Linked DNA regions of Mus musculus: region 1 is linked to region 2. Evidence: chromatin contacts called from ENCODE Hi-C or POLR2A ChIA-PET data. All regions are on one chromosome and are shown on one strand. The core of a region is the stretch at or near the end of the contact, and the rest is flanking DNA. Distances in the headings are between cores, read along the strand shown. Region 1 overlaps Farp1 (FERM, RhoGEF (Arhgef) and pleckstrin domain protein 1 (chondrocyte-derived)). Region 2 overlaps Farp1 (FERM, RhoGEF (Arhgef) and pleckstrin domain protein 1 (chondrocyte-derived)).

Evidence for each region. A loop is a pair of places that touch in the nucleus more often than their neighbours do. ChIA-PET counts read pairs that join two places held with the same protein, here RNA polymerase II (POLR2A).
Region 1: a map of gastrocnemius shows a loop between it and region 2 (2.0-fold over the local background). The contact joins two enhancer-like sites. A Hi-C loop is called at or near these places in 1 of 37 maps with a recorded cell type or tissue (gastrocnemius). POLR2A ChIA-PET finds 5 or more read pairs at or near these places in 1 of 5 experiments (embryonic stem cell).

Annotation. Positions count from the first base shown.
Region 1 is chr14:121,197,720-121,200,760 of GRCm38, forward strand. The region is part of intron 2 of Farp1 (FERM, RhoGEF (Arhgef) and pleckstrin domain protein 1 (chondrocyte-derived)); the gene reads left to right. Among named protein-coding and RNA genes, the nearest start is that of B930095G15Rik, 49 kb to the right of the region's middle. Within about 2 kb of position 1,397, at least 2 of the 3 ENCODE cell types and tissues checked have a DNase peak (open chromatin) inside an H3K27ac peak, as active enhancers do.
Region 2 is chr14:121,164,684-121,167,383 of GRCm38, forward strand. The region is part of intron 2 of Farp1 (FERM, RhoGEF (Arhgef) and pleckstrin domain protein 1 (chondrocyte-derived)); the gene reads left to right. Among named protein-coding and RNA genes, the nearest start is that of B930095G15Rik, 83 kb to the right of the region's middle. Within about 2 kb of position 1,268, at least 3 of the 3 ENCODE cell types and tissues checked have a DNase peak (open chromatin) inside an H3K27ac peak, as active enhancers do.

The DNA of each region.
Region 1 (3,041 bases), core at 147-2,646, 33 kb after region 2:
GAAAGATTTTATGATAACTCACATACTCAAGAATTACTTCCATCAAATCAGACAGTGACATGGGTTTTTTACCCACGTTCTATGCATATGAGGTCCCCTCCTAGATTCATCTGGGATTATACCTATGTCCAATATTCAGATTCAAAGCAGTGAGATTTGTTTTATAATGGATCTGGCTACATAACCCAGACTGGCCTCAAATTTGCAATCCTCCTGCCTCAGATTCCTCTGAGAGCTGCCATTGCAGGCATGTAGTGATTTAGTTATTTTAATTTTTAAAAATTTATGTTCATGTGTATGAAAAAATAGATGCCATGTGAATGTGGGTGAATGCTGGGAACTGAACCTGGAACCCTCTGGAAGAACAAAAAGTACTGACAATTAATATTATATCATCTCTCCAGACTCCAACTTATGTGATTTTTTAAAAAAAAAACATTTTTTATGTAATTTTAAATTGAGGAGACTTTGCATAAAAAGGACTTTAAAGCCCTTTCTCAGGGTTGAGAAATATGTTCCTGTTCTCTCCACTGAGCAGTTAGAAACCTGCAGAGCCACAGCCGTAGAGCCACTGTCACAGATTCCTCTGTGGACAGAGGACTCCGACTTCAGAGATTGACTCCCGGGGGGAAGCTGGAAGCCAAGGTCACGTGGCTGCATGTGAAGGAAGATGAGAACCCAGCAGCATCGCCGGCCGTTGGCACTACAAAGCCCTCCCTTCTGCTCAGATAGTCACTTTGCCCCTTTCTTCAGAACAGTGATTTTTTTTTTTGAACGTCATGTAATATCAGGTGTTACACCCTCACCCCCAAACCTCCCAACTCCTGAGAAAACCCGGGTTCTGAGGCTAAGGTGCATTTTGTGGCTTAGACCACTGGACTGGAAGAGACTAGGTAGACCCTAAGAAACAGGCACGAGGTTTTCTGGCTGGAACGCCTATTCTTCAGTGGCTGCAACCCGGTTTTTCCTTGTCTTGTTCATTCTTGATGTGCTATTTTGTTCCCTTGCCTGTTAGATGAAAGCTTTAGATCTTTTGATATTAATGAAATTTAGAATTTCTTACTACTACAAGGACTAGTCTCTCATGTCAGGAGCAGACTAAAAACCCCACCCCCGCCCCCCAAAAGACTGGATGTTCTCTCTGAACCACTTCTTACACGTGTTTTCCAGAGAGCAGCAGAAATCCCCCACACCTACACACACACACACACACACACACACACACACACACACACACACACACACACACACACCGTGTGCCCAACCCTGGAATTCAGGAAGAAGGGAGTTCTGTGCTCAGGACACTGGTTACATGGTCCATGAATTACAGCGTGGCTGAAAGGACCCATTCTCTCCTGTCCTGGACGCTGGGGCTCCCTGAAACCCAATCTGATGTGTGCTTAATGAGTGTTCCCAACACCAAGGCTCAGTGCCGAGGGAAACAAGGAGACAGTGTGTCCTTACAGGCAGCATGGCCACCCATGCTTCCGCACAGGGCAGAATGGCAGCGTTTGTGTGTAGACTCACGGGCAGGCCTAAACATTTAGCTAAATCCTCCCAGAATGAAAGCTTTGTTCCAGCTCCCGAGAGCTGAGGTGTAAAGTTTTACTTCCTGTCTGTGGTGATCACGCTGTTTCCTGTCCAGGGTACCAGACAGCTCTTCACTTCTCGAGTTATTCACCATCGTTTTATCCCCTCTGAAGCACCATGGTTGTCATTACCATGGCGGAGACTTGATAGAGTTTACTGTACTGTGCTTGCCCCTCTAGTATTTTGGAGTATCCCGAGTCCTCAGCCCTGTGGAGGAGGTCCGTCATAGTGTCCCTGTCACAGAAGTGGAAATTAAGGTGCAGATGAGCACAGCCATGTTACTGTTCACGGTGCTGCCTTCTGTGTTGAAGTGGCCTAGTGTGCAGCACAGATGAGGTTCGTATGTGGATACTTATTGATGTCAAGTATCTAACTGCACAGGAGATATTCCCTACAGGGAAAACTGCAGTCAACCCCTGTCATGATTTGAAATAGATAGCTATGCACCATATAATGTCATCCTGTCCACTGTGAACTGCCAGCCACCATGGTGGCCCCAGGGGATGATAGTGGAGCTGAAGAATTCCTGGAGCCTTTGGACAGGATAGCCACAATACTGCCCCCATGGACTGTGACAATGCTGGTGTAAACTACGGCAGCCATGCGAAAGCATATCACAGGCATTGTGCACAGTGTGTAGTGCTAGCGATAACCAGAGACCATGGTCCCCTGCGCCTATGCTGTGTGTCTTTGGCAGTGGGCCAAATAGATGCAGATATACACCATGTGATACGGTGTTCATAGTGTGGTATGCCATGGGGTGTGTCATTCAGGCTAGAGAAGTTCACTGTGACGTTTTGTGACCATATCACAGCTGCCAAGACATGCTCTGGGGACTTCTCCTCAAGCGGTCAGCATAGTATACTCTTGAAGTACGTTTTGAAAACCCTGAGCCGTTTTGAACTTTGCAAGCTGTCTTTCCATTTTTTTTTCTTCCTCTTAAAGTTTCTGCCCTGAGATCAGCTTCCCCCATTCATTCTGAGATGCTCCGTGGGTCTTTACAGGTGGGAAACATAAAGTTTTTGTTCCCTGTGTTTCCTTTCCTATTAGAATTTCATCCTCCTTGGTCCCTGGTGTGGAGCTCGGATTCAGATCTCAGAGGTGTTGTGGAAGATCTGCAGTCTAACCCTGCCCCGAGTTCCTTTCTTACGTGTTGCTGCCAGTCCCCAGCATCACCCTCCCCCGTCACCCTCCCCTCTAACTCTTACAGCTAAGATTTTACTTCTCCCTCACCATGTTTAGTCCTAAGAACTCTCACACATTTACCAAATATCCATCCTCCTCCACAGCCTCCTGGGTTTAGCTGTGTCGCTTTGTAAATTACAGGCTCTCGGGTACCGGAATACACAAGCTTTAAGAGAATTTTACCTCACCCTTTGCTACTGGAGTACAGCCTCGTCTATTGCTGACCTCAAATGAGTCCAGCCTAATCTGGTTGCTTCTCACCTTGG
Region 2 (2,700 bases), core at 18-2,517:
TGATGTGTTAGATCCATTCATGCACATCTGCAGGTTGGTGTCCTTCTCCTTTGGCACAAAACCCAATTAGCTCACCTTGCCCACTGGGCCTTCTCGAACTGGCTGAGAAGCTTATGAAATTCCCTCTAAGCTTACCAGTATCGACTTAAAACCTAGCATTTCCTAGGGAGGCTTTCTGTTCCTAAATGGCTATTTCCTGTGTCCCTCAGTGGCCATTTCCTGTGCTACTCAGTGACTATTTCCTGTGTCTCTCAGAGGCTATTTCCTGTGTTTCTCAGAGGCTATTTTCTGTGTCTCTAAGTGGCTATTTCCTGTGCCCCTCAGTGGCTATTTCCCATGTCTCTCAGTGACCATTTCCTGTGTTCCTCAGTGACCACTTCCTGTGTCTCTCAGTGGCCATTTCCTGTGTTCCTCAGTGACTATTTCCTGTATCCCTCAGTGGCTGTTTCCTGTTTCCCCCAGTGGCTATTTCCTTCATCTCTCAGAGGCTATTTTCTGCATCTCGCAGTGGCTATTTCCTGCATCTCTCAGGGCTAATTCCTGTGTCCTTCAGTGGTTATTTCCTGTGTCTCTCAGGAATGATTTCCTGGGTCCCTCAGAGGCAATGTCCTGGGTCCCCCAGTGGCCATTTCCTGTATCCCTCAGTGGCTATTTCCTGTGACCTCAGAGGCGATTTCCTGGGTCCCCCAGTGCTCATTTCATTGTGTGCATGTGCTTATGTTATTATCTCCTGACAGGTGTGACGTCTTCTTTCACTTTACCCTTGATGTCTTTCATGATGCCTGGCATGTGGTGTCAACCTGACAGTTTGTTTACAAAGGCAAGCATTGTTTTCTTTCAATAGAGGTGGTGACACCTGCTTGCAGCATCCAGACGAACCCCCGCCAGAGATCCAGTAAATGAGGTGTATGTGCTGGGTGAGATACTGGCTTGTGTGGGACTTAAATGTTTGTTCTAAGCCTTCACAGCCTTCCCCCTCCATTACATAATTATTTATTTTTACCGAGTCCCCACATGTCTTAATTAAGCCCATCATATGTTATGAATTCTATTTCTGGGCGTTGTGGGCACAGCAGTTCCTACTGCCTTTTCTCTCCCCTGTCTGAGCCATTTCACTCAGTGGGATGATATTTTATAACTCATTAATGTTTGTAGTACTGTGTACTAAAATATTCTGTGTCAGCTGTCAGCTGTCACTGGTACCGAGCCTGCAGTCCATCATAATCTACTTTCATGCCAGGTTACATCTATGCCAAGACTTGGTGGTGAATCCAGTGGCCAGTAAGAGCCAAGTGCTCAGCCTGGGATTTACCCATGTGGGCAAGTCATTCCAACAAGCCTTTCTAGGCTGGGAGAAAGTTAACACTGGCTAATGGTAAGGACTGAAGTCTAGAGATGTACACTATGAAAGATCCAGATGGGTTAGCCCTGCCTTGGAAAGCCTTGTTTGTCTTTATATAGCCAGTGTCCTGCTAATCCTCACTGCTTTATAAACACGGTGGCCTCCTGTGACAGGCAAAGGCATGCACCTGAACTGTCGCACACAAGCATTCTGTGAGAGGTGCGGCTGCTGTTGGCAGCCTGTCAGCTTCTGCTGTGTTCGGGTCTGGGGTGAGACACCTGGGCCAGTGAAGCAGCAGGATGAGTTCTGCCTTAAGGACCCCCAGCAACCCAGGCGGCTGCAGAGCCCTAAGGACCCCCAGCAACACAGGCGGCTGCAGAGCCCTAAGGACCCCCAGCAACCCAGGCGGCTGCAGAGCCCTAAGGACCCCCAGCAACCCAGGCGGCTGCAGAGCCCTAAGGACCCCCAGCAACCCAGGCGGCTGCAGAGCCCTAAGGACCCCCAGCAACCCAGGCGGCTGCAGAGCCCTAAGGATCCCCAGCAACCCAGGCAGCTGAAGAGCCGTGATTTCCACAGGCTGGAACACCTGTGCTTTTCCTTTCCCGGGACTCTAGAAGAGCCTGCGCCATTCTGGAGGCTGTCACTGTGGTTAGTCCGTCCTGAGAGATGCTATCTCACTAAAGGTCCTATATCTAAGGATATCAGCATGTGTTGCTACAGGGACCCATGAAGTAGATTAATATTAGTCTGGGAAGGAACTGGAAAGGAGATGTACGCCTTTATAAACAGATAAAGAAATAGCCATCTCTGTTTCTTTCTCTATACACCCCCAATATCCTTCTCATTCTATCGTGAAGTTCAAACTTTTGATGTATGGAGATAAATTTTCTTTGGAGGAATGAGGTTGGGAGAAGGTGATTTATCACTCCCAGCCAAGCTCTGCTTCTAGAAGATCCTCTGACTATGCATGGCTAAGCAGGTAGGCCCCTGTCCTCAGGCCCTGAGACCCAGTGCTATGGTCACACCTCCATGTGCTCTGGTAGCCAAGGACACAGGCTTCTGATGACCTTGAAGCCTCTGCCTGTGACTTAGAGATATGCAGGGAGTACCAGACAGCTGAGGAATTCACACAGAGCCATTTGCAGAAGGCTGCTTGTCTTCATCCCCTGCCTCTCTGTACATTGTATTCTGTCTCAGTGGCCCATGGCTTTGGTCTGAGTTCTTTCTGTGGAGTTTATACCTTGCATATGTGAAAGAGCAGCCCAGAAACACATGTAGTAAAAGCATGCTCAAATCTTAGCAGGTATCACCTCAGGTGCCAGTAGTACAGTAGTGACGTGACCGAGCATGTCACAATA